Linked DNA regions of Homo sapiens: region 1 is linked to region 2. Evidence: read pairs that join two places in POLR2A ChIA-PET (ENCODE). Cell type or tissue: HepG2. All regions are shown on one strand. Each heading gives the region's core, and the rest is flanking DNA. Links, peaks and the distances in the headings are about the cores only. Region 1 holds the start of LOC124909484 (basic proline-rich protein-like). Region 2 holds the start of SLC38A3 (solute carrier family 38 member 3).

Evidence for each region. ChIA-PET counts read pairs that join two places held together with the same protein. Peaks named below come from ENCODE experiments on the same cell type or tissue, not always from the same donor. Only the 100,000 strongest peaks of a DNase experiment are listed, where the experiment ranks them.
Region 1: POLR2A ChIA-PET joins it to region 2 with 17 read pairs; 4 of 35 experiments call an interaction of 5 or more read pairs at or near these places.

Annotation. Positions count from the first base shown.
Region 1 is chr3:50,140,850-50,155,131 of GRCh38, forward strand. It overlaps LOC124909484 (basic proline-rich protein-like), which reads left to right and starts at 13,821. Exons shown (of 2, transcript XM_047449434.1): 1 at 13,821-13,847; 2 at 14,212-14,282. The coding sequence starts at 13,821. The region is part of intron 1 of SEMA3F-AS1 (SEMA3F antisense RNA 1); the gene reads right to left. It also overlaps a transcript of SEMA3F not described here. RefSeq lists enhancers at 1-512, 9,799-10,470 and silencers at 13,750-13,809, 13,820-13,959, 13,990-14,282. In HepG2, for the core only: a CTCF peak has its summit at 13,745 (motif pointing left); a DNase peak (open chromatin) is centred at 9,362; H3K4me3 peaks cover 1,257 bases; H3K27me3 peaks cover 1,472 bases.
Region 2 is chr3:50,203,914-50,218,561 of GRCh38, forward strand. It overlaps SLC38A3 (solute carrier family 38 member 3), which reads left to right and starts at 1,358. Exons shown (of 16, transcript NM_006841.6): 1 at 1,358-1,435; 2 at 10,236-10,387; 3 at 10,489-10,570; 4 at 10,740-10,855; 5 at 11,473-11,546; 6 at 11,631-11,723; 7 at 11,827-11,908; 8 at 13,325-13,407; 9 at 13,502-13,560; 10 at 13,763-13,927; 11 at 14,004-14,083; 12 at 14,357-14,457. The coding sequence starts at 10,287. RefSeq lists a silencer at 2,240-2,319 and enhancers at 5,275-5,803, 8,684-9,493. In HepG2, for the core only: a CTCF peak has its summit at 8,798; DNase peaks (open chromatin) are centred at 5,058, 6,628, 6,928 and 7,448; H3K4me3 peaks cover 690 bases.

The sequences.
Region 1 (14,282 bases), core at 6,283-14,282, 59 kb before region 2:
GCCCTGGTCCTGCGGAGGACAGTAATGTTGTCTTTGCCTGTGGAGGCTCCGGTGGGTGTAACGTGTGTGCTAGGTGGGCCACCATGCAGGCCTGGATGCCCAAAGATCAGAAGCAATGGCAGAAGACAGGGTCAAGGCTGGGCAGTTGAGGACTGCCCCAACCTGAGTGGACCCTTCGGTTGGATGAGAAGATAAATGCGCCCCCACTCTCTCCTGGGGCCGCAACAGAGCAATTCCACAGTCTCTTGTGCCCCAGTGATGGCGTCTACGTCTCCCTGTCATCTACCGGGGAGGGCTGATAAGTCATAACAAAGGTGACTCAGGGAGCCTGCGCCCTACACACTAGATGCTGCTCCGGCAATCTGTGCTCGGTGGCTAGTTTGATCCTTTCGGCACCCTGTGAGGAAGAAACTTGCTCTCATTTAACAGCTGAGGAAACTGGGGGCAAGTGCATACCCATGGGAGGGTGAGAGCCTCATACAGCCAGGCCTGGAGCTGGGGCCCATCATGGGGCCTGCAGGAGGCGTCCATGCACATGCGTGCACATGCACCCCCAGCCCCAGCCTCGTGAGTCCTTCTTCTCTCTTTTTTTTCTTTCCTTCTCCTTCCCTCCTTCCTTCCTTCTTTCCTTCCTTCCTTCCTTCCTTGCTCCCTCCCTCCCTCCCTCCCTCTCTCTCTCTTTCTTTTTTTCTTTCTTTCTTTCTTTCTTTCTTTCCATGGGGTCTCGCTCTGTCGCCCAGGCTGGAGTGCAGTGGCGCAATCTTGGCTCGCTGCAAGCTCCACCTCCAGGGTTCACACCATTCTCCTGCCTCAGCCTCCAGATTAGGTGGGACCACAGGTGCCCGCCACCACGTCCAGCTAATTCTTTTGTATTTTTAGTAGAGACAGGGTTTCACTGTATTAGCCAGAATGGTCTCAATCTCCTGACCTTGTGATCCACCCATCTCGGCCTCCCAAAGTGCTGGGATTACAGGCATGAGCCACCGCGCCCGGCCCTTCCTTCCTTCCATCCTTCCTTCCTCTCTTCTTTTTCTTTCTTTCTTTTTCTTTCTTCTTTCTTTCTTTTTCTTTCTTCTTTCTTTCTTTCTTTCTTTTCTTTCTCTCTCTTCCCTCATTCCTTCCCTCCCTCCTTCCTTCCTTGTTTTCTTTCCTTTTCTTTTCTTTCTTTCTTTCTTTCTTTCTTTCTTTCTTTCTTTCTTTCTTTCTGTCTCTCTCTCTCCCTTCCTTCCTTCCTCTTTCTTTTTTCTTTTTTTTTTTGACAGAGTCTCACTCTCTCGCTCAAGCTGGAGTGCACTGGGCTCACTGCAACCTCTGCCTCCCAGGTTCAAGCAATTCTCCTGCCTCAGCCTCCCGAGTAGCTGAGACTACAGGCGTGCGCCACCAAGCCCAGCTAATTTTTGTATTTTTAGTAGAGACAGGGTTTCACCATGTTGGCCAGGCTGCTCTTGAACTCCTGACCTCAGGTGATCCACCTGCCTCGGCCACCCAGAGTGCTGGGATTACAGGCGTGAGCCACTGCGTCTGGTCTCTCTCTTTCTCTTTCTGTCTCTTTCTTTTTCTTTCTTTCTTTCTTTGTCTCTCTCCTTCCTTCTTTCCTTCCTTCCTTCCTCCCTCCCTCTCTTCCTTACTTTCTCTCTCTTTCTTTCTTTCCTTTCTTCCTTCCTTCCTTCCTTTCTTTCTCTCTTTCTCTCTTTCTTCTTTCTTTCATTTTTGAGAAGGATTCTTGCTCTGTCCCTAGGCTGGAGTGCAGTGGTGCAATCTCGGCTCACTGCAACCTCTGCCTCCCGGCTTCAAGCAATTCTCCTGCCTCAGGCTTCCAAGTAACTGAGACTACAGGTGCCCACCACCACACTCAACTAATTTTTGTATTTTTACTAGAGACAGGGTTTCACCATGTTGGCCAGGCTGGTCTTGAACTCCTGACCTCAAGTGATCTGCCCACTTCTGCCTCCCAAAGTGCTGGGATTACAGGTGTGAGCCACCACGCCCAGCCCCAGCCTCATGATTCTGATGTTTGGGTAGGTCGAGTAAGGCCTGGTGAGGTCTGAAGAGCCCTGTGGACAGCAAGGCCAGAGCTGCAGGGCTTCCACCTCTGCCCAGGCTCCACACTTCTTTTTCTTTTTCTTTTTTTGAGATGGAGTCTCGCTCTGTCTCCCAGGCTGGAATGCAGTGGCGCCATCTTGGCTCACTGCAAGCTCCGCCTCCTGGGTTCACGCCATTCTCCTGCCTCAGCCTCCCGAGCAGGTGGGACCACAGGCGCCCGCCACCACGCCCGGCTAATTTTTTTGTATTTTTAGTAGAGACAGGGTTTCACCGTGTAAGCCAGGATGATCTCGATCTCCTGACCTCATGATCCACCCGCCTTGGCCTCCCAAAGTGCCGGGATTACAGGCATGAGCCACCGTGCCCGGACTTCTTTTTTTTTTTTTAAGACGGAGTCTCACTCTGTCACCAGGATGGAGTGCAGTGGCGTGATCTCGTCTCACTGCAACCTCCACCTCCTGGGTTCAAGCGATTCTCCTGCCTCTGCCTCAGCCTCCCAAGTAGCTGGGACTACAGGCATGTGCCACCACACCCAGCTAATGTTTTGTATTTTTAGTAGAGATGGAGTTTCACCATGTTGGCCAAGATGGTCTCAATCTCTTGACCTCATGATCCACCTGCCTTGGCCTCCCAAAGTGCTGGGATTACAGACATGAGCCACCATGCCCGGCTTAGGCTCCACACTTCTGAGAGGCTCAGGTTTCCCTAGATGCCAGGCCCTTTTCTGCCTGGAGTCTATCTCCCAGCCCTTACAGGACCTCTCCAAGGTGTGGGGTCTGGGTGGAGCCCGGGTCCTTAGGCATTCAAATTCCCCTAACTCTAGGCCATCAAAATCTCCCCTTCTGCCTTTCTGAGGTGGCTCCCATCTCTCAGCTCTAGGCCTGTAGGCCTTGCCTACCACTATTCCAAGACAATTTTGTTGAAATTTCAGGCCAAATTGGGGTGGAGAAATCAGTCTCTGTGGCTGGTGCCAACACAGGGTTGGGAGGACATGAGGTTGCAGAATGAATGAATGACATCTTTTTTTTTTTTTTTTTTTTTGAGATGGAGTTTCCCTCTTTTTGCCCAGGCTGGAGTGCAGTGGTGCAATCTCAGTTCACCACAACTTCCGCCTCCCGGGTTCAAGAGATTCTCCTGTCTCAGCCTCCCGAGTAGCTGGGATTATAGGCATGTGCCACCACGCCCAGCTAATATTTGTATTTTTAATAGAGACGGGGTTTCTCCATGTTGGCCAAGCTGGTCTCGAACTCCCGACCTCAGGTGATCTGCCACCTCAGCCTCCCAAAGTGCTGGGATTACAGGCGTGAGCCACCACACCCAGCATGAATGAATGACATATGACCAAGACACAGTGCATTTGAACCAGGCCAGAAGGACCAGGAGAACCCCGCTAGGGAGACAGGGAAAGGCATTCCTGGTGGGAGAATAGCCTAGGCAAAGGCTTGAGGGCAACATGATAGAAGACATGATGAGGGGTGGCCCTTCAGAAACCATAGAGTGACCTGAGGGCCTCCAGGCCCTGAGGTTTGCCTGGGAGCCCCTCCAGAGATCCCCCTGCTGCCTCTGCCTCGGCCACAAAGCAGGCCAACTGTGCTTTGCTTGTTCTGACTCCGACCTTCCACGCAGACCTTTCAGGGCCCCTGTCTCCCTATCTGTCAAGTGGTATCTTTGTCTGCAGTCTGGCCTGTACCGGGTGAGGGTCTCTGCCTGGGAAGATGTGGAGGCCTCATCCTGGGCCTGTGGGGACAGCATGGGTAGGGTTGGGTTCTCTAGAGTCTAGGACCCACAGCCACGCAGTCCCATCTTTCTTGGCGGGGGGTGTCCTTGATCAGTAGGTGACAAAGGGAGCAGGAACTGACACCTGTCCAGACAGCTGGGAGCTCCAAGATTCCCCCCACAATAAGCCCCATTGTGAGAAAACTCTAGGAGCAGCTAGGGGGATGTTCAGGGATTCAACACAGAATTTCCTCTAAACTCTGGCTGGTGGCAGGGCTCACATGTCTTGTGTCCCCACCTCAGCCCAGCCCACATGTTTTCCTCTTCCCTACCTGAAAGCCACAGGGTGGTAAGGGTCCAGCCTGGACACCGAGCCAGAGATCTAAGCAGGCCAAGGCCCCAGCACTGGGTCCCCTCTCTGAGCAACTAAAACTCCAGCAAGAAACACCCATGTTGTTGAGAGAATAGGCCCCAGCCAGCACTACCCGGCCCCTCTCTGGAGAACTGGGCCCCCATAGCATAGCCTAGGCCCAACCAGACCCCTGGCTGGGAAACGTGGGTTTCCTGAGGCTATGGTCAACCTAGGGCCTTGGGGTGCTGCCTAAGGTCCCATCTTTGGCCCCCCCAGCAGGTTATGACCCCTCTTGGTCTGGGGTCCATATGTCCTTGGCTATAGAGGGTACTGACCGCTGGGCACACTCAGCTGGTGGGGCAGCTGGGGCAAGGGAAGGGTGAAGCCTCAGGCAGTCCAGGGAGGGAAGCTGGGGCTGAGCAGGTGATCTGTGGGACCTGTCCCTCAGGGGAATCTGGGAGTGGCAGACCAACCCTGGCCTGGCTCCACCCTCAAATCCAAGCACTGAGACTGGGGGGTTAACACAGCGGGGGTGAATTTCCTCCTGGTTCCAGCCAGTCAGATTTCCACATGCCTCCCCTTCCCTGGGCAGGAGCCGGGCGCACAGAGAGAAGAGGAGCACTGAGGACTGCAGAGGGGAGTGGGGTGGGAAGAGGCTAGGCAACCCGCGGAGGAAGATGGTCCTGGGGGTGCTTTAAAAAAAGACAAGGCGGCCGGTGCAGTGGCTCATGCCTGTAATCCCAGCACTTTGGGAGGCCGAGGTGACAGATCACTTGAGGTCAGGAGTTCTAGACCAGCCTGGCCAACATGGCAAAAATCCATCTCTACTAAAAATACAAAAAATTATCTGGGCGTGGTGACACACACCTGTAATCCCAGCTATTCAGGAGGCAGAGGCAGGAGAATCGCTTGAACCCAGGAGGCAGAGGTTGCAGTGAGCCGAGATCACACCACTGCACTCCAGCCTGGGCGACAGAGCGAGACTACGTCTCAAAGACAAAAGAAAAGAGGCTGGGCGCAGTGGCTCATGCCTGTAATCCCAGCACTTTGGGAGGCCAAGCAGGTGGATCACGAGTTTAGGAGTTCAAGACCAGCCTGACCAACATGGTGAAAACTGGTCTCTACTAAAAATACAAAAATTATCTGGGCTTGGTGGCGTGCACCTGTAATTCCAGCTACTCGGGAGGCTGAGGCAGGAGAATCGCTTGAACCTGGGAGGCGGAGGTTGCAGTGAGCCGAGATCGTGCCATTGCACTCCAGCATGGATGACAGAGCGAGACTCTGTCTCAGAAAAAAAAAAAAAAGAAAGAAAGAAAGAAAAAAGAAAAGACAAGGCAGAGGGGCACAGGCCTCAGTTTCCCCTCAGGGACTATGAGGACTCCAAATGTCAGTGGTAGAGGGAGGGTGGTTGTCTCCCTCTGTAGCAGCATTGCCCCTCTGTGCCCTCTACTGGTGTCCTGGGTAACCTGGACCTGTCAAGGGCTGGGCCAGCCAGGGCTGCTGCTTGAGCCCAGAGACTTCCCTGCGAGCTGTGACCATGACTAAGGTAGGGCAGGGGGTGGTACACAGTAGGTGCACAGGCAGGTTGTGGCCACATGAATGCATTCCTCTGGGTGGCAGGAACTAGGTTTCCCTGATTTAGTCTGTGGATGCTGGAGCCAGGCAGGACAGAGTGTGAAGTCTGGATTTATGACCTCTCCCCATGCAGCCCTCCGCAATCCCTTCCTCACCCCTCCTCTGTCTCTTATCCCTCCATCTAGGTTGGTCCCTGCTCCTTCTGGCAGCAAACATGGGCTTTGCAGAAACTTGTCCTGGGATTAAATCTTAAACTGCTGTCTCAGGAGAGTGGGGGAGGGAGACCTACCCAGTGAGCCATGTGTCTGGGGTATATAGAAGCCGGGGAGGAGGCCTCTCTCCCCACCTCAAAACTCCAGATCAGGCCCAATGGATGGGCTTCTAGGGAAGGAGGAGGGAACCTGGCCAAGTCTGAAGGTACCCGGCAGCAGCCCCCGTGCTCTAGGCAGACCCTGTTCTTTCTCTCCTGGATATTCACAGCCTCCTCTCTGGCACCCCAGTAGCCAGGGGGATGTTTTAAAACCTGAAATCTGACTATGGCATATGCCCCATCACCCTCAAGTCAGCCGTTGTCCTTTATTCTTTCAGAGGTTGCAGTCCAACATTCAAGGGGGTCCTAGCCTGGAATCCCCAATAAGGTCATCCAGGCCCTTACTCCTCAAGGTCTCGGCATTCCCCTCTATTAAATGGGTACACAATGATGTTCCAGTCAAGGTGAGCCTGAGGCCTAATTCTTCGCGGGAGTTCACAGATAGCACCGGTGAAGCCTCCAATCCCTGGGTGAAGGGTCAGAAGTCAGGATTGGCCAAGGCCCCCACTCTGCCCAGTCACGTTTGAAAATCAAATCCTAACAGCACAAGAAGGCACCGAAACCCCAGGATAGGAGCACAGACTTGGCCTCACTGACCTACCAACCACAACACAGGGAGCAAAAGGGTTCATCTTTCTAGATGGAGTGCTCAGGAGCAAGCACCAGGCTGGCCAGGGCAGGCCTGGCTCCCCACCCACCTGGTACTGGCCCTGCTTCCCCAACCCTCCTCCAAGGCACTGAAGCCATGTGCTGTAAAGAGGAGATTCTCTGGAGGGAGCACTCCTCATTGGCCAGTCCGGGCACTGCTGTGCACAGAGGTCTTGCTGGTGAAGCCTCTCCAGTTCCTGGCTGGAGGAAGCTGGAGACCAAATAGGATGCTCTGGCCTCAGATCTCTGGTCTGAGATATGAGACAGTGATCTCATATCGCAACTCCTCCTTGGGCATGACCTGGAACCAGGCTTAGGGAGGAGGACCAGGATGACAGGGTGCCCAGTGTCTGCCCACCAGCCCCCCCTCCTTTTGAGGGGCTGCTTTCATCTGGGCCCCACTCCTCTGCTGGGAGCAAGGAACTAGGGGAGGCCACGCCACCGCTGTCATGGAAGGGACATTCCCCAGTCATTTGGAACTAAGTAAGTCCAGATCTCAGCTTGCAGTCCTGGCTGCAGGACCCTCCTCGGGCCCCCCTCCCCCAGGACTGTGGCCACACAGACACATGGAGGGAGTGTGCGCAGCAGATGCAGGCCTGGGAGGCAGCCAGAAACCTCCCAAGATCAGAGCCTGTCACCGCAGCTTTGTCAGGGAGCTGCCTAGGTCTCTCCTAGTCCTGAGGAACACCTCTGCCTAAGGGACTATGCCTGTCCCTGGAGAGCTCACGGTTAAAGCTGCAATGCCTTTTAAGTTAAAGCAGAGTCTATCTTGAGTCCTTGATGCTGCAACTTAAGACCCTCTCTCCTCCATCCACCTCTTCAGCAGTGTGGGGAAACAGCAAATGGGCATCTCTCCATGCCCCATTCTCAGCTCCAGGTAAGGGTGAGAGGGGAAAGCAGCTCACAGCCCCATCGAGTTATTCATTCAATACCTACCACGTGTCTGTCTCCATTCTGGGTGCTGGAGGAGGAGCAATAGATAGACAACAATCTCTGCATTCTTGGTTGGCAGCTTAGCATGAAAATAAGTAAATTATATCGTATGTTGGAATAAGAAAAAGAGAGGGAAGGTAAGGGAAGAAGAGAGGGAAGGTAAGTGGAGATGCAGAATGCTGGAGATGGTGGTGGTCAGGATGGGCATCACTGAGGAGGTAATATCTGAGCAAAGGCCTGAAGGAGGTGAGGGAGAAGCCATGGAGGTGTCTGGGATGGGCATCCAGGCCAAGGGAACGGTTGCTGCAGGGCCCTGAGGCTGGAGTGTGCCTGGAGTGGGAGGAAGAGGGAGGAGGACACAAGTCAGAGAGGTGGGGAAGAGGTGTGCAGGGTGAAGGGGTGTTGATGACCACTCCAAGGATTTGGCTTTGTTTTCTGTTTTAGTTTTTGGTCAAGATGGAGTCTCACTCTGTGGCCCAGGCTGGAGTGCAGTGGTGCAATCACGGCTCACTGCAGCCTCAACCTCCTAGGCTCAAGCAATCCTCCCGCCTCAGCCTCCAGAGTAGCAGGGGCCACAGGCACATACCACCACACCCAGCTAGATTTTTGTAGGTTTTTTTTTTTTTTTTGTGACAGAGTCTTGCTCTGTAGCCCAGGCTGCAGTGCAGTGGCGCAGTCTTGGCTCAATGCAATCCCCGCCTCGCGGGTTCAAGCAATTCTCCTTCCTCGGCCTCCTGAGTAACTGGGATTGATTACAGGCGCAGGCCACCACATCTGGCTAATTTTTGTACTTTTTGGTAGAGATGGGGTTTCACCATATTGGCCCGGCTGGTCTTGAATTCCCGACCTCAAGTGATCTGCCCACCTCGGCCTCCCGAAGTGCTGGGATTACAGGCGTGAGCCATCGTGCATGGCCCAAGGATTTGGCTTTGACTCTCAATAAAGTAGGAGCCATGGAGAGCGATGAGTGAGAGAGGCGGGACCTGGCTTCCATCTTAACGAGGCTCCTCTGCTGGCCCAGGAGGCGAAAAGTGGCCACCTGATATTTCATGTGTTCTGAGGGTGAAATTTAACGTATTTGCTTGGCCAGGTGTGGAGGCTCATGCCTGTAATCCCAGCACTTTGGGAGGCTAAAGCAGGCAGATCACGAGGTCAGGAGATTTAGACCATCCTGGCCAACACAGGGAAACCCTGTCTCTACTAAAAATACAAAAAATTAGTCGGGTGTGGTGGCGGGCGCCTGTAGTCCCAGCTACTCGGGAGGCTGAGGCAGGAGAATGGTGTGAGCCCAGGAGGCAGAGCTTGCAGTGAGCTGAGATCGTGCCACTGCACTCCAGCCTGGGCCACAGAGTGAGACTCCATCTCAAAAAAAAAAAACCAAACAAACAAAAAAGTATTTGCTGATGGTTTGGGTGTAGATGAGAAAGAAAGGGTTCAGGCTGAAAGGACAGAGCCGCCCCTGCTGAGCTGAAGAAAGCTGAGAAGTTGCTAGTGTGGGCCCCCTGTTTGGGTTCCTGATGCAATGTTTATTCCACACAGGGAGGGGCTCCTCAGTCAAGTCCCCTCCCCCTTCACCCTTACCACTTTCATGGCTGGGGCTGCCTGATCATTACTGACCCAGGGCCTAGGTACCCAGAGACAAAACCCCTGCCAGTGCTTCCACCCAGACTCTTACTGGGGAGCCCTCGCCAGAACCAGATACAGACTGAGCTCTAGGCCCAGGACTGGGCTCCCCAGTGGGGGCTGGGTAGGCCCAAGGGAGTGAGGGATGGCTGTCTGGGCTCTGTCTAAACAGGATGTACTCAGGCTGGCCAACGGTCACAGGTCACTTCGAATCCAGCCGAGCTTAGGCCCACTCAACCCCACCTCTCTTACTATCCAACATACACACAGACACACACATGCATAGACACACAGAATGAAGGGTGTGGGGTAACAGGCAAGGATCTCAGTGCCCCGTGTCCCTTTCTCGCTCTGGACTCACATGGAAGCAGTTGCTGATAGATTCATGTGGGGCCCACTGGGAGAACACAGAAGGGTCTGGGTCCCCAGGGCAGGATCTTTTAATGTCTGAAAAGGGGTGTAGGACCTGCAGGGGCCCAGTGAAGCTCCTGACCCAGCCATGAGGACTGGCTTCCTAGGAGATGATGCCTGTCTGGATCTAGAAGGAGACAAGAAAGACATTCCAGGTACAGGGGAACAGCATGTGCCAAGGCCCAGAGGTGAGAGTCTAGAGCTCCTGGAAAAGGCTCGGGATGCCTGAGGGGCCCAGTGCAGAAGGATGAAGAAGGGATACTGAGCCTGTGCTGAAAAGGGCAGTGTTTATTGGTGAAAGAGGCAGCTAAGGGCCCACGTCTAGAGGAAACACAGGGTTTAGACTGGTGCTGAAGTCCGGGAAGAACATTTGTGGTAGAGGGAACAACAGCAGAGACGGCTTGGAGGCAGCTTTAGGGAGAGGCCAGGTCATTCCAGCTTTTGATCGGCTCAGAGCCAGCCCCTGGGGCAGGCTGGGCAGGAGAAGGCTGCACACGGAACCTCAGTGAGTCCCCATGGCCTGCCTCCTCCTGGTGCCACCCAACCGCCTGCCCCGAGCCCCCTCTCCAGCCCCCTTCCCAACACTCCCCCTCCCTGGGATCCAGTTCCTAGTGGGTGGGGGCTGGGCCAGAGAGCAGGCAACAGCGCCTGGGGCAGGGGAGATGAGAAAACCAGAAAGCGAGGAAACCTGAGCCAGCGACGCTGGGGCTGGGCGGGCCGGGGCCTGCTTGCCCTGCCAGGCCCAGGGAACAAGTTCCCCCCTAAGACTAGGGCAGGGGAGGAGGTGAGGGAGTGCTGGTGTGGCTGCCGCCCTCATCCAATGGGGATGGAGGGTCTCTGAGGCCCAGGCCCTCCAAGTCCAGCCTTCGTGTGCAGAGGCCAGGAGGGCAGGCCCCAGTGCACCTCCAGGCTTCCCTCTCCCCACCTGAGGTGAGCCACGGGGAGGCAGACAACAGGGACCTGCAGCAGGAGGCCGGAGGCTGCAGTTCAGTTCCCATGCATCCTGGAAGAGCCAAAAGGAAGAGAAACAGGCACAACCACCGCCAGAAACAAAGTCCAGGCCAGGGTGAAGGGCAGGGTGTATTTGCGGGAGGAAAGCTTCAAGGTTTTCCTGCCCGTTGCTGGCACCATCATCCAGGTGGGGGCTGGGCCAATGACTTCCCTGTTGTAACCCTCACTGTTGGCTCGGTCACCCCTCACAAGCTCCAGGACCTCAAGACTATGAAGTCCACCCTGAAGCTCAGCCAGGTCCACCCAGATCCGAGTGCAGTGTATCCCACGCAGCCGGGGCACACCTGGGAAGGAGGAGGAGGCTGCCCCAGGAGGGTATTCCAGAGGTGGATTCAGTGCAGGAGCTGGACCTGGCCTAACCAGCTGTGTCTGCACACACCCCTTCACCTGCGTGACCAGACTAGCACCAGGGCGGGCCATGGGGGAGGCTGAATGAAACTTAGGCCTAAGATCTGAGTGTCCTACCCAACAGGAGGGAGGTCAGGCCAGTAGGAAGCCAGCCTGTCTCTCTCCCTTCAGATGACGCCACAGGGCATCCTGGGTGGTTCTCAGGTGGAGTTAGAACAGCAGAGTGGCTTCTGGAGAGGAGGACAGAAGGATTGTGGGTGTCAAGGAGAGCACAGGGTGGGGGGCAGCCAGTCCAGAGGAGCTGAGAGTAGGGCAGGGAGTTGACTCCCTGAGTCTTGGCTTCTTGGCTGTGTTCCCTCTCCGATCTGGTGCTGCAGGGATTTGCTCTCTTATTTTTGCTCTCTTATTCACATGATAAAGATGCGTGGAGTTCCAGAAGTGCCCTGTGGGACTCCAGCAGGCATCCAGCTCCTGCGTGCCTATCAGGGTTGCAGGCCCTTGGCTCCATGTGGGCCCTGCAGCCTGGCCTTCCTGTCCTGGAGCTTTCCCACAGCCACTGAAAATGCCTTCTCCAGGCACCACAGCCTGGTGGCTCCAGGCCTCCCCCAACCCTCCCTACCTCCCCACTCTCCTCCCTCATGCTCAACTGTACAATGGGGACAACAGGGCCTGCTTCTCAGCCCAATTGTGAAGCACCTGGGGGTGAATAACCGCAAAACTTCCTGGCATGCAATGCCTCCCAACCTGGTATCCAGAGCTGGTTTTGAGGGGTCTGTGGACCTCTGAAATTGAAGACAAAATTGTGAAAAGCTATACAATATTCCCCTGAATAATATAATATACCTCGGAGATATGGCGGGTTTGGTTCCAGACCACCACAATAAAGCTAACATTGTAATAAAGCAACTCACAAATTTTTTTGGTTTCCCAGTGCATATAAAAGTCATGTTTACACTATACTGTAGTCTGTTAAGTGTGTGATAGCATTATGTCTAAAAAATGTACATATCTTAATTAAAAAATACTTTATTGCTAAAAAATGCTAATGAAGTGAGCACATGCTGTTGGAAAAATGGTGCTGATAGACTTGCTCGACACAGAGTTGCAACAAACCTTCAACTTCAGAAAACACAATATCTGCAAAACGCAATAAACCACAATAAAATGAGGTCTGCCGATATGTATATGCACACACACACACAAACTATAACAACATATTATGATGATACAAAATGCTCACCCCAGCACTGACACAGAGCAAGGGCTCAGTGTGGATTCACTGCTGCAATAACAATTTTTTTTGTATGATTATTCAGCCCTCTCGAATTGCTTAGGAAGGAATTGGCATTCCACCCCATGTAGCCAGGCTCAATTCTAGCTCTTTGCCCTCTTCCTGGCCCCCTTCCCTGGTCTCCCTGCCATTGAAGGCCTCTGTGTGCTGGGCCTATTCTGTGTGTCTGAGTGGAGCTTCATGAACAGATCAGTTGAGCCTCTTTCCTTCCCAACCCAGTACACTGGAGTCTCTGGCAAGTCCTGACAGCTCTTCCGTGGTAACCAGCATGATGCTAATGATGCTGGAGATAGTGATAGAAGTGGCCAGGCTATAAGGAGACCATGGAGGCTGTGAGAGGATGGAAGGGATGGTGTTGGAAGCCATAGAGATGGTGGCTTAAGCTGTATTGGTGATGGTGGTGCAGTGGTGGTGACCTCAGGGGTGACCCTCATACAGATGAGTGGGGATGAGGAGAGATGGATTGTCACAGTGTTTTCAATGAGGCGTGACAAAGGGGAGAGGTGCAGGTGCTGTCACAGCAGCTCCATAACTCCAGGATGGTGTTTGCTCACCTCAAATGCCCTGCCTGTGCTTGGAGCATGAGGCAGCACTCTAAGTCCTGAGTCAGGAGACCCTCAGCAGGATCCCTAGTGCCCAGCTCCACCTTGCACTTGGAGTCAACCAGTCAATGGGTCAGAGGGAGAGAGGTCTTTTCCTGGAGGTCTTGCTAGCCAGGGAGAGAAGTGGGAGGAGGAAGAAGGCGGAGAGGAGGAGTGAGAAGAAAAAGAGAAAGGAGGAAGAGGGTAAAGAGCAGGAAGAAGGAGGAGGAAGAAGAGAAGGAAATGCATGGGGTGGAGGAAGAGAAGGGAGAGGAGGAGAGGGCAGAGAAGGAAAAATCCAGGAGAAGAGAGGAGAAGGAGGAAAAGGAGGGAGATGGAAAAGAGGGAGAAGAGGAGAGAGGAAGAGGGAGAAGAGAGGGGAGAAGGAAGGAGAGGCAGAGGGAGAAGAGGAGAAAGGAAAGAGGAGAAAGAGGAGGGCACAGAAGACAGAACAGGAAGAGGATGAAGGAGAGGACAAAGGGCCAACGCCCCTGGGAGCCTCCGCAGGGTGCCCGGGGCAGGGCTGAGAAGTGGTCCTGGTGGTGAGGCCATGACCTTGGAAAGTTGGGTTGGGCAGAGGGTCCCTTCCTGGGGTCACGGTAGGCCCTTCTCAGTTGCTGAGCCATTGGCTCATCACCAGGCCATTTGAAAGCAAATGTCCCCTTGAGGAGAGAAGGTGCTAGCTGATCTGGCCTCTCTAAGGTATGGAACTATAAGGAGAGTCTGTGGGAGCTGCTGGCCTGAAATAAGGGCTGGCGATTGAGGCGATCACGGGGAGTCGTTGAATGGCTGGAGAGAGCTGTGTGGCTGGGCTGCCCCCGACCTGGCCTAGGCTGGAGGCTGAGCCCGCGGGAAGGTCCGGCGGTGCCAGCCGTCCCAGGGGCTGCACCGCCACCTGCTGAGCAGCCCGGGCAGTCAGGGGTCCTGCGCCGCGGGGCCCACGCACGGGACCAGGGGCACGGCCGGCGGCGAGTGGGAATGAGGGACGCGGAAGGGGGTGCTCAGGTGAGCGCAGGCTCGTTGCTCCCTGGCGCTGCAGCCCTTCTCGCCAGGGAGTTGAATGCCCGGGTAAACACCAGGCGCGATGTGTGCGGTGTATTCACAGAGAGACAAAGCCAGGGCGGGGCGGGGGCGCCGCCCGCGAAGCGGGGGCGGGGGCGAGGGGTGCAGACTAGTCTCCCCCGGCGCGGGGTGCCCACCGCCTGGGAACCCTGAGCCCGGCCCACGGACAGGTGGAGCGGGGGCGGGGCGGTGGCTGGGCGGGTCCCGCCCCGGGGGTGGGGCTGGGCGGGCCGGGCGGGGCGGGGCTGCGCTATGCAAATGTCGCCCACGGGCGGCCAATTGCCGGCGCTCCCCGCGCGGCTCTGAGCGCCCCGTCCCGCCGGCGGCCGCGAGACCAGAGCGAGCGAACGAACCGCGGCGGTCCGGAGAGCCCCGAGC
Region 2 (14,648 bases), core at 2,599-10,598:
TTTGGAGGGTGGGAGTCAAAGTGAGCTCTGATCTAAGGATGATATCAGCCCCAGACCAGGAGTGAAAGGCAGCCCTTTCCCATTTTCCAGCCACCAGCAAGGCAGAAGTTCGAGTGGCTTGAGGTTTTCAGGGGTTGCCACCATCCCAATGCCTTTCTCTCTAGCCCTGCCAGCCAGAGCTGAGTCCCCTGCCCGGTCTCACAGCTTCCCCTCCACTCATTCCCCTCAGGAGAAAAGACAGCCATTTCCATGTCACAGAGGGAAACCAAGGTACGCCAGGGCTTGGCTGTGGTGGTTCTGTGAGTCAGCAGGAGAAAATCCTGGAGTCCTGACTCCCAGCCCAGGGCAGGGGAGGGTCGGGTATGTCCTCTCAGGGCATTCCCCCCGCACTGGGAAGTGGGGCAGGCATGACACAGAGAAGACCAGCTTGAATAGGAACAGCAGAGGCCATGAGATTAATCGGATCAGAGCCAGTGACTGAGAAGCAAGGGGCACAGCTGTTCTGAGAACCCCCCCACTTCACCCCGAAGGTCAGCATCTCCCCCAGCTTCCTACTGGTGGAACCTGGGACCTTAACACCCACCACCCGTCTCTGAGCACCAAGGGCCTGTGTGGAAAGCAGGCAGGGGTGGGATAAGGAGCCCCCAGCCAAGAACGGGGCCATCCTAAAACCCCTGTCTGTCCCCAGGACACCAAGTCCCAGCCCCCTTCTTGTGGACAGGCTGACAGCTGTCTCCTACACCTTCTAAATAAGGACGGGGGTCATGGTCGGGGGGCCCCAGGTGAGGCTCAAGCAAGCCAAGCCTTACTCCTTGCCTGACCTCACTGCCCCTGCCCTCTGTGTTCCAGCCTCAGCCTCCTCTGAATATCTGGGGTGGAGACAGAATTGATATAAGAAGCCCTCCCACCCTCGCCCCCACCCCACCCCTGGTTGGGAAGGGGGAGGCAGGTAGAAGAGGTATTTTGTTGCCTGAGTGTCGCCTGAAAGTCCCCCATTCAAGCATCTCTCACTGAGGCTATGCATTGCCAGTCCTCTTGGCGGAAGCTCCCCTTCTGGCTTTGGGGGGTGTGGGCAAAGCATTTCAGGGGTTAATGTGACACCCACAGACCTCAGAGAGAATCTGCTTTGGACTGAAGCATTCCCCCCACAAGACTCAACGGAGTCCCTCTGGCAGCTCTGCTCTCCCACCTAGGGGCTCCCTAACGCTCAGGCCGCCCCTTTGCTCCCGGCCTGCCCCGGCCCCCGCCATTCCCCCGACCAGCCCCTCCTCCCGCGGGCCGCCAGGGATTGGCGGGCGGGGGGCGGGCCGGGGGCGGGGCCGGGCGCCCTTCATCCCGCGTCGCTGTTGTCGCTGTTGCAGCCGAGTTCAGCCGGGAGCAGAGCGAACCGCACCGGCCCGAGCGGAGCGCCGCACGTTCCCAACCGCGAGGCCAGGTACCGCTTCGGGAGTTCATCCCACCCGCACAGGGGAATCGGGTGGGCCGAGCCCTACTGTCCACCCTCCTGTCCGTAGCCGGGCTCTGGGCAGCTCTCCTCTACCGTCCTGACCCGGGCAGGCGCCCCAGCCTCCGGCGAGCCAAAGCCCCGCGCGCTCCAGGCGCTGGTCTTGGGGACCTGCCAGTCGGGACTCAGCGCCGAGCTTAAGCAGGGCCCTGGGGGTACCGGGAGGGACACGTCGTCGCCTTAGGGCCTCTCGGCGGGGCTGCGAGGTACAGCAGGAGGTCGGCGGCACCCGGGGCTGGGACCACAGGACGCCTTGTTGGGGGCTCGGGCGGCACACCACAGGCTTCCTGAGGCAGGGCCCATGGGGCAGGCTGGAGAGGGCCCGAGGGGAGGACCCAAGAGGGGCCTGGAGCAGTCCCTGGAGCGCTGCCCCGACGGGCGCCTGACAGGCAGAGCAGCCCGGCTGGCACGATGGGAATCCGGGTATATTTATCTCGGCTGCTCCGGACAAGGGCTTGAGGGCAGATCGGGCCGGGCCGCCTGAGGGGCCGCGGGGTACATGCTGGTCCCAGAGCCGGTGCCATTTGCAGAGGAGCCAGCGGGCACAGCGGGCGCAGGGCGCGAGTGGCTCCCTGACCTGAGGCCGGGGCGCCGTGCGAGCTCCTCCCCACCTGGCGCTGGGTAGGGTGTAAGTTAGAGCCCGCGCAGCGCACGGCGGAGAGAAGGAACCAAGACTTGGTTTGCAAGAGCCCGCCCCCGCCCGGTTGGCCCCTTCGATTGGCCACAGCAAATGCGTGCGTTTGTTTACACCCAGGCAGGGGGAGGCCAGGGGAGGGACCTGCGGGGACCCGCCCTTTTCCCCCCACGGGGACCTGAGTCCTGAGTCCAGGTATGGGCTCTCAAACAGGTCTGAGAAAGGCTAAGTCAAAGGCTCTTGAGCCCTGAGGAACACCATGGAGGACTTCCCCACTCATGCCCATCCTTCCTTCAGCCTGCCAACCCTGTCCTTTCTTCCATGACCGACTCTGGCCACAGAGCTGCCCCTGGAAAAGGCCCTTGGACCTTTCACCCCTTCCTGTTCTGTTCTGTAAAAGGTCTGGGATGGGGCTCATTTCCTTCTGGAAAGGAAGCACATCCCTCGGGGCTCTCAGTCTGGGGGATAGAAAGCTAAAGAGACCCAAAGATGGTTCCATTTTGAATGGGGGAAATTCGGCACAGCCACGGTACCCTTCCTGCAAGAAGCATCACTGACGGGAGGGATCAGGACTGGAAGAGGCCAAGCCTGGCACGTCTCTGAGAGGGCTGGAATGACTGAAACCAGAAATGGGAATCTGATTTCTTGACATTGGGAGCAGGGGGCTGAATCTCTGGGGAGGGTAGGAGTCTGTATCTCAGAATTTTGTTCTGCCTGGGCCCATGGGACCCATGTCTTCGCTGGCTTCTCAAGCCACTCCTTGTTGTGTGCTGGTTTTTTTGGCCCATGTCACAAATGGTCCCCACACCAGTCCAGGGCTCCAGGTTGCCAGATCATGACAACTGGTTGCTCCTGTCCTTGTGCCACTGCCCTAGCAAGTAGCCTTGAAGCCCTGGACAGTTGGAGAAACTGAGGCACAACAAGACTGGCTGGGTGGTTCATGGTCTCTGGGTTGAGTCAGAGAAGGATTTTAAGCTGAACTGGACACACCCTGGAAGTCTGGGCTGGGTGTGAGGACAAGCATCCAGTTTGAGAGGGAAACATATTTGGAGGGGAGTGGTGTGGGGTGGGCCACCAGGGAGGTGCAGTTTTGGTGTCTCTGTGAACAGAAAGCTGAGGTGGAATGTGCAGTCTATGCTATAGTAGAATTGGGACCCAGTGGGAGGATGTTTTAGTGTAGACATGGCCAGGGGCCAGGCCTCACTTGGAGCAGGTAAGAGGGCTTGCCGAGGGCCTCAAATGCATTCCATTCGTTTATTTTTTTTATTTTTTTCATTTTTTGAGGTGGGGTCTCACTCTGTTGCCCAAGCTGGAGTGCAGTGGCACAATCTCGCCTCACTGCAACCGCCGCCTCCCAGGCCCAAGCAATTCTCCCACCTCAGCCTTCTGAGTAGCCAGGACCGCAAGTGTGCAACATCAAGCCTGGGTAATTTTTTTTGTATTTTTGGTAGAGACAGGGTTTCATCATGTTGTCCAGACTGGTCTCGGACTCCTGACCTCAAGCAGTCTGCCTGCCTTGGCCTCCCAAAGTGCTGGAATTACAAGTCTAAGCCACCGCGCCCGGCCATTCCATTCATTTAACATTTGCTGAGCACCTACTGTGTGCCCGGGGTACACTCTTGTCTAGTGGGTGAAGGGTAGGCCTTTGACTCTGGGTGGTAGGACAGACATAGGAGAACAGGGTGGGGCTCTAGAGGACCAGGCGGGGCTTCTGGGGGCCAAAGGGAAGGACCAGCTGCTGGGCAGGAGGGGCTTTCCGGCCAGTGGCCTGGGGTGGCTTGGTTTTGAATTTCCGCTCTGCGGGCCACGTCCTGTACACAGCCTCTCAGCCAGCACGTCTGCACACGTGCATGGCTGCTGGGAATGGGGGTCACTCCGACTGACCATCATCTCCACATGTATTTTCCATTGCTCAGGTAGACAAGTCCTGGGTGCTGGACCAGGGATATCTGAGCTTTCCAGTTGGGCCTGGCCTTGTGGCCCTAGTGGGCTCAGCCCCAGCCTCTGGGTGTCATAGCACCTGGTTGGTAGGGGCATAACCTGCTCTGTGGGGACCTGGAGGTGCAGCAGCCTTTTTGTGGGGTCCTCCAGGGTTCTGCCTGGCCATCTTGGCAGTGCCCATTGGGCCTACTGCCCCCTCAGCTGGGCCCCCTGGCTCCCTCTCCCCTTCTCGCTCTTTCTGGGGCTCTCTTTTTCTTCAGCTTTCTCTCTTTTTTTTTTTTTTTTTTTGAGATAGGGTCTCGCTGTGTTACCCAGGCTGGAGTGCAGCGGCGTGATCTTGGTTCACTGTAGCCTCTGCCTCCCAGGTTCAAGCAGTTCTCCTGCCTCAGCCTCCCGAGTAGCTGGGATTACAGGCACCTGCCACCATGCCTGGATAATTTTTGTATTTTTAGTAGAGATGGGGTTTCACCATGTTGGCCAGGCTGGTCTCAAACTCCTGGGCTCAGGTGATCTGCCCGCCTCGGCCTCCCAAAGTGCTGGGATTACAGGCGTGAGCCACCATGCCCGGCCTTACAGCTGTCTCTTGCTGTCTTGTTGTCTGTCTCTTCCTCCATTTGGCTGTCTCTGACTGGGTGCTCACTCTGTTTCTCACCTCCCTGGTTGTTTCTGTCGCTGTCTGTCTCCTGTCTAAATGTCTGTCCGCTATCTGCATGTGGTTTTTGTCTGTGTGTTTTTCTGTCTGTGTCCCTCTGTGTGCATCTGCATTTCCCTGTCACCCTGGGCCGCTGCATCTCTGTCTGTCTGTCTCTGTGTGTGGATCAGTATGCATGGACGCATGGAGCTAATGACTGTGTTTTCTCTCCCTGCTCTGTCCCTGTCTATCTCTCTTCCCTCCCTCTGCCTTTTCTTCCTGATGTTGGATGTCTCCCCTCCTCCAGGCCGACCTTGACTTTAGCCCCCCATCGGACTCTCTGATGAGTCCTGAACTGCCCGAGGCCTGTGCTTCAGCTTGCTTTGGGGCCAGAAGTCCGGCTGTCTAAATATTTGGCCGCCTCCAGGGGATTCCGGGTCAGCAGGGAGGAGAATGGGCTGGCTGGCGCAGGGTCTCCCCTGCCCCTGGGGGGCCACAGTCACGTGATGTCCTGTCCTTTGCCTCAGCTGGGCCTCCGGCTGCACGTCCTTCTCAGCAGGCTGGCAATGGGTGAGGTGGGGGCTGCTGTTGCTCTAGCCCACTCGTGAACCAAGAGCTTCTGACTGCAACCTCTATGGGTGGCAGCCTGAGCAAGGAGGGTCCAGGGCTGGGTGGGAAGGGAGGCTGAGGTGCCTAAGGTTAGGCCCAGCTACAAGCATCTGTTAGAAAACGTACCTGGCCATGGCCGGGCGCAGTGGCTCAAGCCTGTAATCCCAGCACTTTGGGAGGCCAAGGTGGGTGGATCACGAGGTCAGGAGATCGAGACCATCCTGGCTAACATGGTGAAACCCCGTCTCTACTAAAAAATACAAAAAATTAGCTGGGCGTGGTGGCGGGCGCCTGTAGTCCCAGCTACTCGGGAAGCTGAGGCAGGAGAAAGGTGTGAACCCAGGAGGCGGAGGTTGCAGTGAGCCGAGATCACGCCACTGCACTCCAGCCTGGGTGACAGAGCAAGACTCCGTCTCAAAAAAAAAAAACAAGAAAAAAAAAGAAAATGTACCCGGCCACAGGAAAGTCTACCTTCCGGCCCCAGCTGGGTCTCTCAGATCCTCCTAGACACCTCCGGATGCCCAGAACACAGAGCCACAGACCCTAGATCCCAAGGCCAGGGAGCTGGGGGCTGAGGATTAACATGGCCGGTAGTTCAGTTCTCTGGGCCATCTGCCTTCCCCTGGATATGCCCCCGCCTGCATGTCACTTCTTCAGTATTAGCCCAGTGTTGGCCACACACTGGCCACTTGCACTGTTGTGTTGTTGATGAGGAGGACATGAAAACATGGGTCTAGAGGAGGGTAAGAGGTGTCTTTTCCCTGTTCTAACACCCTCCTCCCACCTGCTTTGTCCCTAGACCCCTGACCCCAGCAATCAGCTACCACCAATTCCTATGGCTGTGCCTTGAGAACATGCAGTCCAAATGTCTCCATTGGATCTGGTTTCCCCCCTTACTAACACCTTCTCCTAGTAGGGGGCATCTTCCCTCTGAAGCCTGGAGGAGCAGGTGGACAGAGGGGTAGCTGTCCAGATGGGTACCAGACTTAGGAGGGGGGCACCCTGTCTCAGCCAAGGAGGGGAGTGGTAAAAATGAGCTGAGCTGGAACTGGGGGCAGCCCTCACCCCTGAGCCCCCAGGGATAATCACGATGGACCCTCAAGCCAGGCCAGCTGTCTCTCTCCTGAGATCTTGGCGGAGGTCAGGTAGCCTGGGCCTCAGCAATAAGCTCCAGAGGGTCTGTGCCTCCACTGGTGCAAGTCGTCACCAAGGTAAAAAGAGTGCGAAGGCCTCCCTGTCACCAGCTCACTACTGCCGACCCAGACCCACTTATGTTCCTGAGCATGGGGAAGGAAAGCAAGGCTCAGAGTCCTGGGGACTCCAAGGACCTTGATCCCTGGGCAGAGAGCTGTGCTTCCTGTAGCTGCTTGCATCAGCCGCCCTGAAGTGGCCTGGGTTCCTGGGGCTCAAAATCTTTAATTAGCCAAACTCAACACCTGCCGAGGTGTGCCTGATGAATTCTCACCAGGTGATGTTCGCGTGGGCGGGCGTTACCTGCTGCGCCATCCCTGTGGCTCCTGGCCCCTCCTGGCCCTTATCTCCCAGGAAAACAAACAGGTCCCAGGGCAATGGCCTGGGCCATTGATTTACTGCCCGGGTTCACACTACATCCATGACAGATGCCATTCTGATGACCTGCCCAAGGCCACCGTGATCTCCCCACCCTAGCTCCTGGCCACTCTCTGGGCACCCATGGACTGTTCTGGGGATGAAGGCTTTGGGGAGGCTCCTCACTCATCCCCAGCTTTGACCAAGCCTCACGGGACCCCTAGAGGACAGGGATACACTGAGGTCCTGAGCTGGGGAGTACCCTGCCCCTGGCCACACAGTGAGGCAGGGCCAAGCCCAGCCCTAGAGGGTCTACTCTGGGCTTTCACCACAGGGGATCAGGCTCTGCTGGCAGCCTTTCTTATGCAGGAGCCCTTCCCTGAGTTTACCCCGATTCCGATTCCCGGATACAAAGGAGCCTGGGAGGCCACAGGCCTGAGGGGTAGGAGCTGTCAAAAATGGGCTGGCAGCCTCAGGGAATGGCTGGGGGCTCCATGCCAGGCCAGTGCTAATCCTCACCCTGGCCCCCAGCCCCCAGCCCTCCTCCCTGCCCTGGACCAAAGTCCAGACTCCTAGACCTGGCCTTTACAGCTGTATCAGGTTTGTCTGTTGCCACAGAACCTTCCTTCAACGCTTACAGCTTGCCTCGTACTGCACCTCAGGGCCTCTGCCTATGCTGTGCTCTCTGCCTGGTACACTCTTTCCTGTTTGACACCCCAGGGTGCCTACTGGAATTTTAGTACTGGCTTCGCACCTCCTCCAGGAAGTCTTCCTTGATGCCCCCATCCTTTTTTTTTTTTTTTTTTTTTTTTTTTCTTTTTTTTTGAGATGGAGTTTGGCTCTTGTTGCCCAGGCTGGAGTGCAATGGCGCAATCTCAGCTCACTGCAACCTCCACCTCCTGGGTTCAAGCAATTCTCCTGCCTCAGCCTCCTGCGTAGCTGGGATTACAGGCATGCGCCACCAGCCCGGCTAATTTTGTATTTTTAGTAGAGATGGGGTTTTTCCATGTTGGTCAGGCTAGTCTCAAACTCCTGACCTCAGGTGATCCTGCTCTCCTCGGCCTCCCAAAGTGCTGGTATTACAGGCGTGAGCCACTGCGCCCGGCACCCCCATCCTCTTTTTTGAGACCCAGCATTATGTGGCTCACACTCAGTTGCAGCAGGAGCTATAGAGTAGTGATGAGGGTGCTATCTGGGGGGATTTGTCTCTTCCAGGCTGGAGGTCACTTAAGGAGAGATATTCTAAATCCTTTCTGGGATCTCAGGCCTGCCCAAGACCCAGCAATGACTGATCATGATTGAGTAATAGCTACCAGGCCCCAAAGGTCTAGGCCCAGCTACTGCAGGGGGGATGGGGAATCTGGAGCTCAGACCTCAGACACCTCCCACGGCCCATGCCACAGACTGTGGTCTCCCTGGAGGCAGTGCCTGGCTGCTACAGAAGGATATTAGGGCAGAGAAGGGTGTTTTGTCCAGACTGCCAGCTCAGCACACTCTGAGGGCCTGTCCCAGCCTGCCCAGGGCAGGGGGCCGAGAGAGGGCACCCCCAGCTGAGTGCAGGGGGGACTCTGGAGTAGCTCTGGACGCCAGCACTGGCACCTCTATACCCAGGTGGGACACTTGGAGGGATGCTGATGGCAAGGCTTAGGGCAGGGGCATGAGGACATGTGGACCTAGGCAACCCTGGGGTCAGGGGAGAAGGCTCAATAAGAGATGCTAACATTGTTATAGTCCCGAGTAGGTGGGTCTGGGAGGAGAGGAGGTAAGATGCTTGCATCAGAAGGAGAGGCAGGTTTGAGGGATGCAAGAGTGCCATGTGTGGGGTCTCCAGGATCCAGGTGCCAGAATCTGAACTCTGGCCTGGGGCTGCCTGGGGCAGTGCAGGGAGGGAGTCCTCTGACCAGAGAGGCCAGAGGCTGCTGTGACCTCTGCTGCCTCCAGGGGCACCAGGCCTGAGGCCTGAGCCCAGCCTCTCTTGTTCACCCCTAGCCCTGAGTGCTACGTTTGAGTTCCCCAGTGCTCCAGATTCAAGGGCAGACCTGAGACCATCAGGGGCCGGAGTGGGGATGGGGGGTTCAGGGCAGAATTCAGGGTTCTCCATCAGAGAGGGCACCACGGATTCAGGACCAGGTTCTGGCTGTCCTGCCTGGCAGGGCTGCCCCCCTCACTGGTCTCCACTCTGGCCTCAGCTCTCCTCCTGGCCAGGCTGGCCTTCAGGGTGTCCTTACAGAACCTGGGGGCACTATGCCCAGCCACCTCTGGTTATGAGGTAGGCAATTCCTGGACCCAGTGATGGGAGAGAGGGGCCAGTGAGTTGTCTGGGCAGCGGGCAGGGGTGGTGGAGGAAGGAGAGCTGGTTCCTTTGAGGCCCAGCAGGGCCAAGCCCTGAGAGCAGAGAAGGGAGACTGATCTGGTGACCCAGGCTCCTCTACAGCCGGCCAAGGGCCTGAGCTCCTGGCCTGGGGCCCTAGGAAATGGGGGTCTGTTCAAAGGGTCCACTCCTGGACAGCGGGCCCCTGAGGGTTGGGGGTTCCCTGCCTGGCAGTGGAGGAGAGGCTTGGAAAAAAACATGGCCCTGAGGCCAGGACTGTGTGGAGGGTGAGGTGTGTGTGGCACAGAGAACTGGCCCTGGAGCACCCGTTTCCTGGAAGGCCCCCTGAGGGCCCTTTGCTGCAGCCAGGCGGGAAGGGCCCAGGTGTCCAGCCACCCAGCACCGCCTCAGGCATCCTGGCTCTGGGGAGGGGGGACAGCCTCTGCGCCTGCCGTTCCCAGCGCCAGCTCTCAGCCCACAGAGGGCTCTTTGTTCTGGCTGCCAGCAGTGCCCGCCGGGCGGCTGGGAACAGGGCCCACAGCCCTCACCCTCTCCCGAGGCCTCCAGCCGTCGGGCAGTGCCATTCTAGGTTGGGCAGGAGGCCCCTGGACACAGGGCCAGTGCAGGAAACCATCTCCCACTATTGATGTCAAGGAGGAGAAGTCTGTCCTGGGTACATACCCAGAGTGAAGTCTGGGGGCCTGGGACTGAGCATCTGGGGATGCTGGTGCCACTGGGCTCTGAACTCGGGTCATCCAGATGACCGTCACTTCACAGATGGTGAAACCGAGACCCTAAGGGCTTGCCTGGACGGGTGTGCATGTAAGAAGTGCATTATGTACTGGCTAGGGTGTCCCATCAGAACGTCCTAGGAACTCAGGTGTCTGAGCTGGATTCCCCCAACAGCAGATCCCAGGGAGGCAGTAGGCAGAGCTGCATGTGTGGATATGCCCCGAGTGACCATCTGGGAGGTGTGCTATGGCTGCAGGCCTCAGGTAGGAGGCTAGGCCGTAGGCCCAAGTAACGGGGCTAACCAGAGGGACCGGCTGCTCTGCAGACATCTGACTGTTGGTGTGAGACCAGTGCTCCTGGTGGTGTGCCCTGAGCCATGGAGGCGCCTTTGCAGACAGAGATGGTGGAGCTGGTGCCCAATGGCAAACACTCAGAGGGGCTGCTCCCGGTCATCACCCCCATGGCAGGCAACCAGAGGTGAGTACCAGAGGGACCCAGTGGTGGCTGAAGACAGGGCAGGGCAGGGATACAGAGCAAAGGGCTGGAGCTGAGCCACCCACCCTGACCTGTGCCTACAGGGTCGAGGACCCTGCACGGAGCTGTATGGAGGGCAAGAGCTTCCTACAGAAAAGTCCCAGCAAGGAGCCACACTTCACTGACGTGAGCAGGGCAGCAACGGGTTTTAGGGGACACTGTGGGGAGCTTGGATGCAGTAATGAGGTGGTCTCTGGCAGCAGTGGGAGGCTGAGGGACAGTCAGGGGAAGGCTGCGATGCCCCTGTCCCTTGCTGACTCCTCCCACCCTCCCCGTCCCATTCTGGTGCCTGCAGTTCGAGGGGAAGACATCATTCGGGATGTCAGTGTTCAACCTCAGCAATGCCATCATGGGCAGCGGCATCCTGGGACTCGCCTATGCCATGGCCAATACGGGCATTATCCTTTTCCTGTGAGTGCCCTCAGAGAAACTTCTAAAGATAGGGGCCCTAAGCAAGCCACCAATCATGACCTCCCAGGACCCGCCAGTTCCCTGTCCCAGCATCCAGGCTGCAGTGGGTGGGCACTTCTTACACTAACAAACCGCGGCTGAAAAAAACATCCACAGCCAAACAAATATACCTCACTGCCCAGTAAACCGACTGAGGTCACAACACAGGCCGGTCTTACAGGCCAGAGACTGTCCTTTTGGCACCTTACACGTGATGGCCAAGCCCCACGGCCAGGCCTTGTGTGGGCACACGTGTCCTTTGGCTGGGGGCTCTGCCCTGAAGCCAGAATGGAAAACATGTTTGTTTCAAGGACTCAAGAGGAGGACGTGCTCAGAGGGCAGTCACAGGGACACTCTTGACCCAGAGGGCCCCTTCTGGGGTGTGTCGCACCCTGGATCAAAGGGGGTGGTGTTCATCACCCCTGGGGCCTGCTGAGCTGGCATCCATACCTGTTGGGAGTCCAGACACCCAGGTCACAGACCCTCCACCCCCAGGCCTCCCAGAGCCCCTCACCCTCTGCCAGCCACGGTAGCCCCCCAGTGGCCTCTTTTTCTTCCATCTTCCCATGTGTCCCCAGGTTCCTGTTGACAGCTGTCGCCTTGCTCTCCAGCTACTCCATCCACCTGCTACTCAAGTCCTCAGGGGTCGTGGGTGAGCCTCACACCAGCCTGGAATGGGCGGGAGCTGGTGGGTAAACTGGGACAAGCTCCTGACTTCTTGACCCTGCTCCTGCAGGCATCCGTGCCTATGAGCAGCTGGGCTACCGTGCCTTTGGGACCCCAGGAAAGCTGGCAGCAGCCCTGGCCATCACGCTCCAGAACATCGGAGGTAAGAGCAGTGGGCAGGGGCAGGCAGTAGGGAGGTGGACAGCCCTGAAAGCTGGCTGGTTGGGCTGACCTCAGCGCCTGCCTGCCCGCCCCTCTCCCCACAGCCATGTCCAGCTACCTGTACATCATCAAGTCTGAGCTGCCACTTGTCATACAGACCTTCCTGAACCTGGAGGAGAAAACCTCGTGAGCCCTGGCGTGGGGAGGGGAGGGGAGGGGTGCGGTGCAGTGAGGAGGGGTGGGGTGGGGTGGGGCTGGGTGAGGGTGGGGGGGCCCAGGCTGGGCTGGTGGGAGAGACAAGACAAAGCAGACAAGAAGCTGGTGGAGTGGGGAGAGTTGCCCGCAGAGCCAGCATTCAGTTCACACTCACTTGGGAAGCACCTTGGAGACCCCCCTCCAGAAGGGGCTTGTGGGGCTAGGGGCAGGGTGCAGCTGAGGAAGCTGGGCCTCTCCTCACCCCGGACCCAGCCTGTGAGCGTGGGAGGCTCAGGCTTAGCTCTAAGCGCCTGCTATTCCTGACCATGGGGTTGCCCCCCCCAACCAAGATATTAAGCCCAGGTGTCCCAGTTGCCTATCACTTTAGCCAGCATTGACTGGGCATCAAACGTGTTTTGTGGGACAGAGGGGACACAGCCAGGCCCTGCTCTTGACAGCCCAGCCCGAGCAAGCAGAGGGGCTGGGAGGCTGAGAGTAGCTCCGGCAAGAGGGAGAGCCAGGATTCTGCCGCTGGGGCCCTGGGCCTTTCCCAAGGAGTTGGCCTCAGGGCTTGCCTTTGAGGATGGTCCTGGCCCTTATCCCCTTGTTTCTCTGTGCCCCGTATCCATTCCTGGTGGGTAGAGGAGGGGGCCGGATGAGGCAAGGCCCAGATGCCAGAAGGAACCGCAAGGAGCACAGGTTATTGCAAGTGCCAGAAACCCCCGTGGAAAATACCACCTCCCTCTAGAACCAGGTCCCTCTTCCTCCTCCCACCCACCTCCATCCAAAGGCTGGGCCCAGACCTGTGTATCCTGAGAAAAGCAACAGCAGTGCCTACAATAGAGAGGGTCCTGAGCATGAGCTGTGTGCCAGGCTGGAACCTTAGTTCTCATGTCACCCTGAAGGACAGTACTGAAGGCACGCCCTTTGTTTTGTTTTGTTTTGTTTTGTTTTGTTTGTGAGACGGAGTCTCGCTCAGTCGCCCAGGCTGGAGTACAGTGGCACAATCTTGGCTCACTGCAACCTCTGCCTCCCGGGTTCTTGTGATTCTCCTGCCTCAGTCTCCTGAGTAGCTGAGATTATAGGCGTGTGCCACCATGCCCGGCTAATTTTTTTGTATTTTTAGTAGAGATGGGGTTTCACCATGTTGGTCAGGCTGGTCTCGAACTCCTGACCTGATGATCCACCCACCTCAGCCTCCCAAAGTGCTGGGATTACAGGCGTGAACCACCGCGCCCAGCTGGGCATGCCCATTTTGCAGATGGGGAAAGTGAGACTCAGAGCTGTGGACAAACATTCTTCAGATGTCACTCAGTGGCACCATTGGTAACTCCAGCAGAGGGAGGCAGGGGCCCCATCCCAGGCTGAATGGATTCTGACCCTGGCTCCCGACTCATGTCCCTGCAGGGACTGGTACATGAACGGGAACTACCTGGTAATCCTTGTCTCTGTCACCATCATTCTGCCCCTGGCACTGATGCGGCAGCTTGGTGAGTGTGGAAGGGTCAGAGCCTTGGAGGGGATGTTGGAGGCATACACCATGGGAGGGGCCCCAGGTCTCAGAGTGCTCCCTCCACTTTGCAGGCTACCTGGGCTACTCCAGCGGCTTCTCTCTTAGCTGCATGGTGTTCTTCCTAATTGCAGTGAGTCACCCTCCATGTTGGCTGAGAAAGCGGGCAGCGGGTCTCCTGGGGGAGTTCCCTGTCATCAGGAGGGGGCAGGTGTCTCTGGGAAGCCTGGGCCAGAAGGCAGCTCCACCAGTCCTGATCTAGATGTGGCTTCATGGTGACTTCCCAGGCAGTCCAGCCTGGGAGTCTCTGACACCCTCATCCCTCCCCACTCCAGGTCATCTACAAAAAGTTCCACGTGCCCTGCCCACTGCCCCCCAACTTCAACAACACCACAGGCAACTTCAGCCACGTGGAGATCGTGAAGGAGAAGGTGCAGCTGCAGGTCGAGCCTGAGGCTTCAGCCTTCTGCACTCCCAGCTACTTCACGCTCAACTCACAGGTTCTGACAGGTCAGGGCAAGGCGGGGGCCCAATGAGAGTGGCAGACTGCCTTGACACAGCCCCGTGTTTCCCCAGACAGCATACACCATCCCCATCATGGCCTTCGCCTTCGTCTGCCACCCCGAGGTGCTGCCCATCTATACTGAGCTCAAGGAGTAGGTGTCTGTGGCTGGGAGTGGGGGTGGGGATGCCCTGAGCTGGTTTGGGGAGAATGGATGTGGTCCTGAATGTGGAGAGGGGAGTGACAGGAGCCAAGTCACTTTATCTGAGATGTCCTTGGCAGCCATGAGAGGTGATTATGAGCAAGAAGGAGACTCCCTCAGATGCTGAATGGTGAAAGTATGGTGCCAGAGAGAGCTTGGGGCACATGGGGGTCTCCCAATGTTACCCAGCTTGTCACCAACACCCACCCCCCCACTTCCCCACAGCCCCTCCAAGAAGAAGATGCAGCACATCTCCAACCTGTCCATCGCTGTCATGTACATCATGTACTTCCTGGCTGCCCTCTTCGGCTACCTCACCTTCTACAGTACGGTGGCACCGGTGGGCAGAGGCCTAGGCTAGGCTGGGGGGAAGGGGCTGGTTGTGGCCATGGTGCCCTCCATACCGAGGCGTGTGGTGCCTGGCTGTGCCTTGCCGCTGTGGAGGTGAGTCTGCATGCCAATCCCCACAGTGTTGGGGTCCCCTAGGCAGCTCAGATCCCACCTCCTTCCTGGGGCC